2 separate regions of the Homo sapiens genome follow, and region 2 is linked to region 1. Evidence: chromatin contacts called from ENCODE Hi-C or POLR2A ChIA-PET data. All regions are on one chromosome and are shown on one strand. The core of a region is the stretch at or near the end of the contact, and the rest is flanking DNA. Distances in the headings are between cores, read along the strand shown.

The links. A loop is a pair of places that touch in the nucleus more often than their neighbours do. ChIA-PET counts read pairs that join two places held with the same protein, here RNA polymerase II (POLR2A). Pooled maps may share reads with other maps.
Region 2: a pooled map shows a loop between it and region 1 (9-fold over the local background). The contact joins two enhancer-like sites. A Hi-C loop is called at or near these places in 1 of 168 maps with a recorded cell type or tissue (PC-9) and 9 of 50 pooled maps. POLR2A ChIA-PET finds 5 or more read pairs at or near these places in 3 of 52 experiments (activated CD4-positive, alpha-beta T cell and activated naive CD4-positive, alpha-beta T cell).

Annotation. Positions count from the first base shown.
Region 1 is chr15:50,132,638-50,139,561 of GRCh38, reverse strand. It overlaps a transcript of ATP8B4 not described here. Among named protein-coding and RNA genes, the nearest start is that of ATP8B4, 17 kb to the right of the region's middle. RefSeq lists an enhancer at 1,805-2,311. Within about 2 kb of position 4,646, at least 4 of the 41 ENCODE cell types and tissues checked have a DNase peak (open chromatin) inside an H3K27ac peak, as active enhancers do.
Region 2 is chr15:50,245,142-50,252,094 of GRCh38, reverse strand. It overlaps HDC (histidine decarboxylase), which reads left to right. Exons shown (of 12, transcript NM_002112.4): 10 at 3,752-3,850. Among named protein-coding and RNA genes, the nearest start is that of HDC, 17 kb to the left of the region's middle. RefSeq lists an enhancer at 1-45. Within about 2 kb of position 4,034, at least 9 of the 41 ENCODE cell types and tissues checked have a DNase peak (open chromatin) inside an H3K27ac peak, as active enhancers do.

The DNA of each region.
Region 1 (6,924 bases), core at 3,397-5,896:
TTTGTTGCATAGGTATACATGTGCCATGGTGGTTTACCGCACCTATCAACCCGTCATCTAGGTTTTAAGCTCTGCACGCATTGGGTATTTGTCCTAGTGCTATCCCTCCCCTTGCCCCCAACCCCCCGACAGGCCCTGGTGTATGATGTTCCCCTCCCTGTGTCCATGTATTCTCCTTTTTCAACTCCCACTTATGAGTGAGAACATGCGGTGTTTGGTTTTCTGTTCCTGTGTTAGTTTGCTGAGAATGATGGCTTCCGGCTTCATCCATGTCCCTGCAAAGGACATGAACTCATTCTTTTTATGGCTGCATGGTATTCTTTGGTGTATATGTGCCACATTTTCTTTATCCAGTCTGTCATTGATGGGCATTTGGGTTGGTTCCAAGTCTTTGCTAATGTGAATAGTGCTGCAATAAACATACGTGTGCATGTGTCTTTTTAGTACAATGATTTATAATCCTTTGGGTATATACCCAGCAATGGGATTGCTGGGTCAAATGTTATTTCTGGTTCTAGATCCTTCAGGAATCGCCACACTGTCTTCCACAATGGTTGAACTAATTTACACTCCCACCAATAGTGTAAAAGCATTGTTTTTTCCACAGCCTTGCCAGCATGAGAACAGACACATTTAATTACCTTATCTATTCACACAATTTCCCCTATACCGGCAATTAAGTCCTATCATGCTACTTTGACTTTGGAAATAAAAAGGATTTACAATGCAGACAGACTTCTTAGAAGGTGTAAGACTAGGAGAAAGTGGCGGTTGTATGGGTATAAGAGAACAATAAAGGGAGAAAAAGATAAGAAGTGACTGGGAAGTAATGTTTTTATTTTAAAAATTTCTAATTTCTAGTTTGAAATGAGGATATTTCCAGTCAGTGAAATTCAGTTGACTTTACAAGGTATGCTTCTTAGATAATAGTTCATCCTTGGCATTGTATAATTCCAGTATCTGCCACCAGGTGGGAGATGATGCCTATTAGGATATTAAGTTGTGGCAGTGGTGCCTTTTAGGGTGTTTAGGTGTGGGTAACCAATGACTGAGCAGATAATTTATTCAGGTATCTATCTATCTGTCTGTCTATCTATCTGTCTATCATCTGTCTATCTATCATCTGTCTGTCTATCTCTCTATCTATCTATCATCTCTCTGTCTGTCTGTCTGTCTATCATGGACTGCCTATCTATCTATCTATCTATCTATCTATCTATCTATCTATCTATCTACCTATCTATCTATCTATATATGTATCTATCTGGACCTGCAATGCTCTGTCCCTTGCTAATCATGTACACACACCTTTGACACACCTCAGATCATTTCCTTAGTGTAAATTCCTGGAAACAGAAGGATTGAGTCCCAAGGTAGACACATGCATGGGGTGTTTGATACACTGCAGTGCTGCCTTCTGGAAAGATTGCACCAATCTACCCTCTCACCACCAGGGTATGAGACAAGCTATCCCAATGTGGTTTACAGATTGCTGAAGGATGAAAATGTGATAGAATCTCTCATCCAGTGGCTAGAGCGATACTAAGATGAGCATTACGGTTGGCAGGTTGTGCTCACAGCTCACAATTACTAAAATATTGACAATTAAGTTGGTAAGTGAGAACTTTGATAAGGGAGTAGCTGAGCAGAGAATCTTGTCACTAGATGTGGTACAGTGAAAACATCCTTAAAGTAGCAGTCAGGAGACCTGGGTCCTGGAATTTAATAAATGTTAGCTTCCTTCCACTCCTCTCTGTGATGATCAGCTCATCTTCAAGATGACGACCCTCCCAGCTCTAACACTGTATATGTCTCTAAGGATCATGTGCGTCACTTCACAAGAAGAAGCATCGTGAGCATGATTAAGGAGGCAGAAACATCAGATGCCTCATGGTGCACAGTGACATGCAACAAGGCTAGTCTTGTGCCGTGGTTGTTTGTTATGCATTTCTTGGCAATTTGCATTGTTGCCCTCAGAGACAGTGATTCAGATCTTAGAGCACATTCACTCTGAGACACTTCCAATAACTGAAGCAAAATGCTGCTGGTAGTTAGTCAAGATGTTTAAATGTCATTCGGTGATTGATCGCTTGTGAGTCATGATGACGCACAGTGATGCTCAGCATGCAAAGGACACAGTGGCTCTCCTCAGTCAGGACTGCATGGAAAGATGTCTGATAACCTGCTAACCCTCTGAAGAGCCTTCCAGAATGTGCCGGCTAACATGGAGGATCTAGACAGCTTCTCTCAAAACATTCCTTTTCTAGAAGAATTTACTTTGATTGGTAAGAGCCAGGGATATTAGGTAACTCCACTTGGGTAACCCATTGGCTGGCTCATAATAGATCCTTGTTGGATGAATGGAATGTAAAGAGAGTGAATGAGATAGTATTTTTGGGAAGATTGACGTTAAATCAGTGCTAGCATGTTGCTTGATTCTGTGACTAATATATTTGAGAAGCCTCTTGCACAGTGCTTGATGCATTGTAGGACATCAATATGTCCAAAAGCTATGGGGATACAGAATTCAGAACCCAAATAAGAGAATCCTTACTGATGTTTCAGGGATTCATCCCTGAACTGAAGAAAAGAACTTTCATTTCTTTTGTCCAGTGTTTCAATTATAATAATAAAATCATATGTATGGAATACTTTTCATGTACTCAGCACATTATTTTATTGGATCCTCACAGCTTAATGAGGTAGTACCATTACTATCAACCCCATCTTACAGACGGGGTAACTGAGACACACAGGGTAACTTGTCTGGTGGTGTTCAGCTGCTGCGTGGCAGAGCTGGGCTTCACACAAAGGCCAGTCTGACTCCAGAGCCCCACGCTCACCATCAAGCAGTGTGGCCTCTTAAGACACACAAAGTTTGTCCTGTGTTCTCAGTACCACATCACAAAGGGTAAACCCCCCAAATGGGACATCTGTTCACTTTCAAAAAGAGAGAAGGGAGGAAGTGAACTAATTTCTACTTAGCAATTAAGCACTGCTCATTTAGCAAAGGAAACAATTAGGATACAATATCTTGATCATGGAAAAATCAAACAGTCTTTACAACCCAACATTTAAGCCACATTTGCCCCAGCCTGGCTTTATCCCTGTATGAGTGGTGAACTGACTGGCTTTTTAATTTTTCTCCTGGATGTTTTGACATTTTATAGATGCACACAATGCATTTGTGAAGTGCCCACAGTTTGAAGTTTCTGCATAGCCCTCCTGCCTTTAGTCCTTGCCATGATAAACATGCCCAGATAGCAACTTCACAGAAGGCTGTGAACTTTGAAGTCTTTGAAAAATCTAAAAATTATATGACAGTGTTGTATATGGAATCACTGGTGAGAGAAAGCCAACATCTCCCTGAGTGCCAGACACACGGCCCTCATAAATCCTGGGCTAAGAGCAGAGAGGGGTGGTCTTGTTTACTTAAACTCTGGGATGGAATGGGCATGCTTAACATCACAGTAATCGACTCAATCAGGGGATCCAAATGGAATTGCTGCTACTCGTGTGCATTTAAATGTCATGGTTATATCAATAGTTCGGAAGAGGAAAGTATCCACGCTCAAGGTTGGATTAAATAAAACAGCTTCACCTTTCATTGAAATGTACATGAAAGAATTATTAAACGTCAGAGGACCGTTCAGTTTAATTTTGGGGAGATATGAGTTTACCAGTGAGAATTTAGCATTCTTCTGTAGGCCCTTTGAAGCTACATGTGTGTTCCCTTAATTGGATAGAAAGTTTCCCCATTGGATATAAGAGGAGCCTAGGACATTTCTCTTTATGGTACTCTGCTTCAACGGCATAGGTATTTAGTTACAGTTTTATGTATGTCAGGTTTCAGTTATTATGACTGGTGAAAATATGTCCAGAAAGTAGACTCCAATTCCTTGTTTAGCGGAAAGCATTTGCTTATTGTGCCACCAGGTAAAGTCTCATTTGGAATTCTTGTGCTTGGATTTTTAATGAGTTTGTTCCCCATACTTAGTTTAGATTTACAGAATGTCTAGGGGCGTGGCCATATGTGCACATAAAAGGTCACATAAAGTGATCTCGGGCAGATATGACAGGTCAGATGCTCTGGGTATAGCTCAAGCAATTCCCGCAAGCCGCAATGATAATGATTCATGGAAATGGGGTTAAAATGAAAGGTTCTCTGAAGTGTGACACCGTCAAGTGATGGTGGAGTGGTTAAAGATTGAGAGCAATATGGAAAAACTATTCAGAATATTGTTGGAGGGAAAATCCAGATAATGAAATGTAGAGTACCTCCTTATCAACCTACAAGCTGAATTTGTCACACTAAATATTTAATGAAGAGAAAACTGAGAAAGTTTAGAGATGAATGATGTGTCACACTCATATCTCAAAAGGAGAAAAGATAGCTTTTAGATTTCAACCAGCTAAGGACTAAAGGACTGGGGACATAAAACCATTTAAATTTTCCTCTAAGATTAGATTTTGAGGCTCTAAGTTAAGGCTTGTTGTTCTAGACAACCCACTTGAACATTCAGAAAACCTGAAGAATCTTTTTAACAATGTTCAGGTTTTGTTTTACTGCTGTGAGAGTAAAAATAACTTCACCCTCACATCTGATGAGTCACAGAGTGACTGTTGAGCTTGAAATGTTCTCTACTTCTGCTTTGTGATGAGCTAGCTGAGCATTGGTATGCAGAACTCAAACAGATGGACCAGAATTTGTTCCACGTTCACTCTCCTTATTTTTGTCAATGCCACCAACATTCCCCTAGCCATTAGGGCAAAGAATGTGACATCATCTTTGACATTTTACCTCTTCCTTCCCCTTCTGTTGCCAAATGTTGTCAGTTCTATATTTGGAATATTTCTTGAATCTATACTTTGTTCTCCATTCTTGTTGACACTGCCTTAGGCTATTATTGTCATGTACTAGGATAATTGTAAGGGTCATAATCTAACCCTAACATATGTTTTTTCCCCTGATTTCCCGTTATCTCCTATGCACTCCACTTGCCAGATAGACTGAAGTACAGTATTTGATGTTCTTTGCAGATACTCTGTTTTCTGACTTCTCTGTCTTTGTTCCTGCTGTTCTTTCTACTTGAATGGCTTTCACTCCTTATTGTTGTATACAGGAATCACACCAATTTTCAAGGACTAGCTCAAGAGCTTTCTCTTCCCCAAAGTCTGCTCTGATCTTGACCCTCTTCTCACTTGCCTTTCTTTCCCATTGCAACTTTCTTTCCACCTTTATAAGAGCGCTGATCATTGCATAGTTTACTTGCCATAGTTATTTTTACATTATGTTTTATTTCTTCTGCTAAACTCCAACTTTTAATTTTTATTTATTTTTACTTTTGACAGTCTATTTTTCTTTTTTTCCATTTCCCTCTCACTGACAGTCTATCATTCTTACATATTAATTTATTTTTCCTTAGTTTTACTGAGGTATAATTTATGAATAAAAATTATCTATATTTAAGGTATACAATGTGATGATTTGATATACATATACATTGTGAAATAGTTACCATAATCAAGCTAATTAACATATCCAATCACCACACAGTTACCATTTTTTTATTTTAAATTTTTATTTTTTATAGAGGTGGGGTCTTGCTATGGTGCCCAGGCTGGTCTTAAGCTCCTGGCCTCAGCGATCCTCCTGCCTTGGCCTCCCAAAGTGTTGCGATTCCATGCATGAACCACCATACCTGGCTCATTATTTTGTGTGTGTGGAGAGAATGCTTAAGATTTACTCTCTTAGCAAATTCCAAGTATACAATGCAGTATTATTAACTATAATCATCATGTTGTATGTTAGATCTCCAAAACATATTCATCTTATGACTGAAAGTTCATAAATTTTGACCAACATCTCCCCATTTCTCTAACCCCAGCCCCTGGCAACTGCTTATTATGCTCTCTGCTTCTGTGAGTTTGACTTTCTTATTTTTAATTTATTTTTGTTTTTTATTTTTGATACAGGGTCTCACTCTGTCACCCAGGCTGGAATGCAGTGGCGTGATCATGGCTCACTGCAGCCTCCACCTCCCCAGACTCAGGTGATTCACCTGAGTAGCTACTCAGCCTCCTGAGTAGCTGGGACTACAGGCACATGCCACCACGCCTGGCTAGTTTTTTGTAATTTTTTTTTTGTAGAGATGAAGTTTCCCCATATTGCACAGGCTGGTCTCAAACTCCTGGGCTCAAGCAATCCTCCTGCCTTTGCTTCCCAAAGTGCTAGGATTATAGGTGTCGGCCACTATGCCCAGTGAGTTTGACTTTTTTAGATTTCACATGTAAGTGAGAATTATACAGTATTTATCTTTCTGTTTCTGGTCTATTTCACCTAGCATAATGTCTTCCAGGCTGATCTAGGTTGTCACAAATGGAAGGATTTTCTTCATTTTCATGGCTGAATAATATTCCATTGTATGTACAAAACTTCAAGTTTTTTAAAAATTATACTTTAAGTTCTGGAATACATGTGCAGAATGTGCAGGTTTGTTACATGAGTATACATGTGCCATTGGTGGTTTGCTGCACCTATCAACCCATCATCTACATTAGGTATTCTCCTAATGCTATCCCTCCCCTAGCCCACCACCCCTCAACAGGCCCTGGTGTGTGATGTTCCCCTCCCTGTGTCCATGTGTTCTCATTGTTCAACTCCCACTTTTGAATGAGAACATGTGGTGTTTGCTTTTCTGTTCCTGTGTTAGTTTGCTGAGAATGATGGCTTCCAGCTTCATCCATGTCCCTGCAAAGGACATGAACTCATCCTTTTTTGTGGCTGCATAGTATTCCATGGTGTACATGTGCCACATTTTCTTTATCCAGTCTGTCACTGATGGGCATTTGGGTTGGTTCCAAGTCTTTGCTAGTGTGAATAGTGCTGCAGTAAACATATCTGTGCCTGTGTCTTTATAGTAG
Region 2 (6,953 bases), core at 2,785-5,284, 110 kb before region 1:
TTTCTTACCCAGCAGCAGGGCAGGGTGGAGAATTTCCCTGGTGGGGAAAGAGCTTTCTTGCTGAAATCGCTTTTGTTTTTTTGTCCCTGACAGAGGCGCTGTGGGGCAGCTCTGTGGTAGTGATGGGCTGCAGGACTTGTGTGAGGTTCTGGAAGCCTCCAAGCATTCCTGACTTTCCCAACTGACTGCGCCTCAACTCTCTAACTCACTCTCTCTCTCTTTTCTTTTGTTTTCTTTCTTTCTTTCTTTCTTTTTTTTTTTCTGAGACAGAGTCTCGCTCTGTCAACCAGGCTGGAGAGCAGTGGCGCCATCTTGGCTCACTGCAACCTCCGCCTTCCAGGTTCAAGCGATTCTCCTGCCTCAGCTTTCCAAGTATCTGGGACTACAGGCGTGAGCCACCGCGCCCAGCAAACCTCAACTCTCTTGATTCCACATCCTCAGCCAGTATTTTGCCTGAGGGAAACGAGTTCTTAACAAATTGACTCCGCAGTTTGAGGATGAGCCCTTCCTTTACTTGTAGGGGAGACAGGGATGTAAACGAATGTATTACACATAACCTGGCCAACGGAGGCAGCAGAGCAGAGTGGGGGCAAGCTTGGTTTGGAATTCCATTCCAGCAGTGGCCCTTTGGGAAACTAACTGGACCTCTCTGAGCCTTGCTTTCCTTATCTGTAAAATGAGAATAGTGGCATTGATTCATAGGGTATTGTGAAGCTTAAATGGGAACACGTGTGGATCACCTAGCAAAATAGCCGTGTGGCAAGTGCTCAATATATGGTAGGCATAGTATTTCTGAAAGCTCTTCTTTGAAGCTGCAGAGATTTGTTAGGACAGTGGTTAGGCATGTAGGTGCTAAAGCCAGATGGCATGTGTTGGAGTCCTGGCTTTCTGTTTACTAACTTGTGTGACCTCGGGCAAGTGACTTAAACTCTGTGTCCAGATTTCCTCTTGTGTCAAATGAGGCTGATGACCACAGTTCTGGCTTCTTAGGCTTGCTGTGAGGATTATACAAATTAATACACTGAAGTGCTGAGAGCAGTGTCTGACCCCTGTAAGCATCCTTCCTTGTGAAGAGATGGTTTTATCTTATCTTCTTGGACAACTGAAGTGTCTTGCCCTTTTAGTCTTAAAATAATAGCTTCGTCATCACTTGATTATACTGGCTATTCTCCCTTGGACCAGTCCACACCCTCTTTAGATATTTGAAGCTTTTGGATTAGAATTGCAGCGGTAAGCCTCACGGCTTACTGGTGGTGACAGAAGACCCTCTAGAGGTAAAGAAAGAAAGAAAAATAATGGTTCTTTATCTCCACTGCTCTTTCTGGTAGGTTTTCAGAGATTTTTAATGAAAAATTAAAAAAATTCCAGAACAGCCCAAGGGTCAGATATCTTTAGGGATAACTGTAGGTTTGCTTCCTGAGTGTGAATTGATGCCCATTCTCCTATGAGTGTATTTGGGTCATCATAACTGAGGAGCATTATATTCACCCTTGCCCTTTTGAATTTCATGTTACCGTTTAAATTCATTTACCACAGTGCCTCAGGATCTTCCCGGGGTTCATTCCTAGGAGTTTGGAGATTTTACAGTGCTCTCTGTCTTCCAGATAACTCATAAAAATGTTAGAGTAAACTCTTCCCAGCCCTGCTCTGGGGAACCTTATTATTTTTACCTCTCCACCCAGAAGGCACTGCCTTACACTTACCCTTCCCCCACCTTTAATCCTATGGATTTGATTTTCAAGTCCATGAAGAAACTCCTAGAAAAGTGAAGTTGCTATCTTTTTCATGATCCTGAGGGTCCTCAGAGCTACTCTCACCTGGGCCCAATGTCTTTCCCACCCAGGTGGCTGCAGCTTTGAACAGAAGCTCAGTCCTGCTCTGAGATGAGCCAGAAACAGGGCAGCATCCCAGGAGAGAAGACTTAGGTGCTTAACCCCTGGGGTCCTGGAATCACCTAAAATCAGGGCTAGATTCTCTGACAGCGGAGAAGCTCCCTGTTTTCTGCCTCTCACTGGACAGAGAGCACCAGTGGAGGGAGCGTTACCTTAGCCTTGGCAAGGGAGCCCTGCAAGGACCTTACAAGGACACAGAGGAGGCTGGAGATGCCTCAAGGTAAAGAAGAGCCCTGTCAGGCTTTATACGTCCAGATTTTTTGATCCAACAGAAAATGTTGGCTAGAACCACTCTGCTGAGTCAGCATGGATCAGTTTTGGAATAGTGACAAGAAAAGGAGCAACTGGGAATAAGGAAGATTGTGAAGAAATCAAAATAAAATCACCTCTGCCTATCCTGGTTTATTTGCTGGTAAAATAAAGTAGCTCTCTCTATATATGAAATAAATTGGCTATAACTATCTGGAAACCAGAACCTTTTGACAGATGATCCCTATCATCCGTTCATTATTCTCTTGGAGTGTCCATTGGACAAGAGGTGGAGTTGACACTTTCCTTGTTACAGCAATTTTGTTCCATTTTCAGGTTTTGATGCCTTCTGCTGGCACAAAAGCCCCCAAGCTGCTCCCCAGCACAACAGAGTTTTGCTTGGAAATCAAAGGCTTAGTAGTTTTCTGCTGGGGAAACATTGTCCATCAACAAAGGGGTAACATCCCAACTGTGCCTGGCTCAGGAAACTGGGGTGAAGGGTGAAGGTGAGGACATTTGTGAGGATTTGATAATCTTGTGTATGGGCAGATAAATACGCAGTGGGACAAACATTTATTTTTAGTCAACAGAAATTGTGGTAGAAACTTTCTGACGTTTGAGGGAGATGTCATTAGGAAACCACGTGACTCATTAGAATAACTGTAAATGTTTTCCAAATCCTCTGCTCTATTTTCAGATCTGAGAAATCAGTCTGAAATTGATTTGGAAATTTTCAGATGTATGGTGACTGCAACCTTGAACTTTAAGCTCTGTTGAATTTGGCCACCAGGAGCAAAGAGTCAATTTTCATCTAACAGCGGCAGAAATTTGGGTGCTCATTTGAAATCTGACAGCTGGAGTGATGGCTCTCAGATCACAGGAATCTCACAGGAAAATGAACAAGGCAGTGTAAGGTTAAATAGGGGTCATCTTGGCTCTAGACAGAAATGCTACTGTGATTTGTAGCTCACATTTTAAAATAATCTAAATAGCCAACACCTACTGACAACTTCTTCTGAGGCTCTTGGCGTTCTTTGTCCTCACACCACTTGCCCGGGAGGTGCAATTGGTTCTTTATGTCCCGGACTGATGAGCCAGTGAGGTGGCACTACCCAAGGTCACACAGCTAGTAAGTGGCACAGCTGGAGGCGAAACCTAGGTCTGCAGGGCTCTAGTGTCTGTGCTCTAACTACCATACTTTACATTTTGGGAGGAATAAAAATAGAACTTTATTTTCTGCTATTCAAGGAATAAAGATTCATTTAGAGTAAAAATGTATTTCCCTTATGTTGAGTTTCTGGGCCGGGATGAAATGTTTAAAGCAGCACTTGAAAGCAAAGTGCCCTTCTCATTGGTTCAGGGTAATGGACTTGACTTCCACTTGTCTGGCTCTCAGACAAGTGACTATTGGCCACCTTCATCAGTGATTTGGTCACACGATGGGGCAACCCTTGGGGAGCTTGGCTTACTCCTTAGCAACAGCTCCCAGAGTCATGGTGACATCGTCCATCCCTGGAGGGCTGGGCAGGCAACAGATAATGCCCAGAAATGCCCGAGGGAGTGGGGCACCCTTGTCTCTAACCTTGGGCACTGTGTTCCTTTGTTTCTAGCACTGGCAGATCCCCCTGAGCCGACGGTTTCGCTCTGTTAAACTCTGGTTCGTGATTCGGTCCTTCGGGGTGAAGAATCTTCAAGCACATGTCAGACATGTATGTAGCATGCTGCTGTGGGGGCTGAGCCTGTGTTCCTCTGTTTTCTCATGGCGAGGAAGGCTGGTTTCTACTTTGCAGATCTGCCTAGGAGACTTGCGGTGTGTGGTTCAGGTGTCTGGGCCTGTTCCTCAGCTCCTGGGACTTGATTCTCTTTGTTAACCAGAGGAGCGCTGAGCACAACATGCCCTGAGGGCTGCCTGATGCCTGTCCTCTGCTGAGTGTCTCACCGTTCCCCTTGCTGTCACTGAGCACTGGGGAGGGTTGGCCCCAGAGTCTGGTTTGCAGGAAAGAGAAAGAGAAAGTAAATCAAGGGGAAGTGTGTGTGGCCAGGGTAGGATCCTATCTGCTTTGGAATTACCTCAATGGTCACAGCTGGCTGAATATTTTAGCACTATTATGATTATGCCTGAAATAAAGCTCCCCTGGCTTGGACAGGTAGACCTACCAAGTCTGGAACAAACCTCCCTGCATCAACAGGCATTTATTGAAGGCCTATTTTGCTTAATTTATTTCTATTCAATTCAACAATTACAAGGTATTGTGCTAAGAAAGGGACACAGAGGTAAATGAGACAGGTGCAGCCTCTCTCCCATGTTCTTCATGGAAGAAGCGGGACTTAACTAAGAACTCTGGCCACTGGCATTGTTCTCCCACTTCTACAAGAGTCCACATGCAAGACAAAGCCATTGATAAAAGTAGTGGGGGAAGCTGAAGACACTGTCCTTTCTGCCTATGTGTGTCTTTGTCCTTCCACCTTTCCTCTAGGGAATTCCTTCTTGGTTAAACAAACACAAACCAAAATGAAGTGGTGGAAGCGGTAACTATGATTTTTTTTAACATTTAAAAAAAATAATTATTATGCTTACATAATAATTACGTATATATTTATGGGGTATGTGTGAGGTTTTGATACAGGCATACAATGTGCAATGATCAAATTAGGGTAACTGGGTATCCACCACTCAACCATTTATCATTTCTTTGTGTTAGAAACATTCTAGTTCCATTCTTTAAGTTAGTTTGAAATGTACAGCAAATTATAGTTAACTATAGTTGCCTTATTGTGCCGCCTAACATTAGATCTATTTAATTGTATTTTTGCGCCCGTTAACTATCACCTCTTTATCCCCCATTCCCTGCTACCCTTCCCAGCCTCTGCCAACCATCATTCTACTGTGCGTCTCCACGAGCTCAGTTTGCTTACTTTTTAACTCCCACGTTTGAGTGAGAACATGTGAAATTTGTCCTTCTGTGCCTGGCTTATTTTGCTTAACATAATGTTCTCCAGTTTCCTATGACTGGTTTTAATGTTGGTAATTTTACCTTTGTAATCACCACTGGTTGTTTACCAATGAGCAGCTGCCACCAACAATATTGAGGAACTTTAGGCACTTTGTGCTGTTTCTAGAAATGCAGACTCAAGACTGGAGGGTTGTGGGCGGGGAATGGTTGGTGGAGGTTACAAGTAATTAGGAACATTTTTTTGCTTACAGTTTGGGACTGGATATTCAATGTGCAGATCCTGACTAACCTCCCTTAGCACTTCTGTTTGCAAATCAAACCCCTGAATTCCTCCTATTAGCAACCCCATTGCCTACCATATGAGGCCCACACTCCTGGGCCTGGCTTTCAAGGACTTGACGATTAGCTCCTACCTTAGCTTGGGCATTTCATCGACCCATCCAGACCTCATGCTCAGTCCATCTCTGCACCTTCACCCGTGTCCTTCACCTGAACTACCCTCTCCTCTCCAAATGTTGTGAATGGATTAAATTCTGCTTCCACTAGAAGCTTTTCTGCCTATTCCATCTGTTCTGGTTTCTGCTTCATTAGCATTCCTGTGATCACCTACTCAAACACCTTTACAAAACTGTGCTCAAAGTTCTTCCAATGTCCCACAATAGAAGAAATGGAATTAAAATAAAGTTGTTTGATATGATTTGATTTTATCTCTTCAACTTGACGGTGATGATAATTATTGACACTTGCGTAATGCCTTCAATACAAAAATAAATTCTAGTTCTTCATTAGATCCTTAGCACAGTGCCTGGGGTGGTCACTCTAACCTGGCAAGGCTCAGAGGGAGTAATTGCCCTGCTTGAGGGAAGAAGGCCCGGGACTTTCCCTGAAGCCTCCCAATTCCAAATCCTTTCTTCATAGTTCTGGGCTGCTTTCTACTACACTGAGCTCTTGGAAAGTTATATAAAATTAAATTTCATATTTCTGTGTTACAGAGAAGTGCTTTAAAGAATGGATTTTTAGTTCTACCCTTTACTGTTTGATGACCTTAGACAAATTACTTAACCTTTCTATATTTGTCTGCCTTATTTATTTATTGTTATTTATTTTTGAGATGAGGTCTCTGTTGCTCAGGCTGAAGTGCGGTAGTGCCATCAGAGCTCACTGCAGCCTTGACCTCCCCAGGCTCAGGTGATCCTCCCACCTCAGCCTCCTGAGTAGCTGGGACTACAGGCGCATACCATCATGCCTGGCTACTTTTTGTATTTTTTGTAGAGATGGGGTTTTGTCATGTTGCCCAGGTTGTTCTCACGCTCCTGGGCTCAAGCAATCTGCCTACCTTGGCCTCCCAAAGTGCGAGGATTACAGGCATGAGCCACCACCCCTGGCCATGCCTTCCTAATTTATAAAAATGAGAAAAGGATACTACCTCTCTCAAATTAAATGAGATAATATATATGCAGCCCTTAGCACAGGGTCTACCTACTACTCAGTTAAGTACTCAATGAGTACCTCTTCCTCTTCTCTTCTTCCCCTTCTTCATCATCTCCTTCTTCATCTAATTATAATAAATTGTCATCATCATCACCATCATCATCATCATCATCCTCATCTCCTATCACCTACAATAGGGATTGGTAAACATTTCCTGTAAAAAGCCAGATACTAAATACTTTTGGCTTTGTGGGCCATACTCTATTGTAATTACCTCTGTACTACAAGAGCTACCGTAGACAATATGTAAACAAATGGGAATGCTGTGTTCCAAAAAACTTTACAAACACAGGTGGGGGCTATATTTGGCCATGGCTGCACTGTGCCTGCCCTTGACCTAGAGCGGTGCAGGGCACTGGCAGCAGCT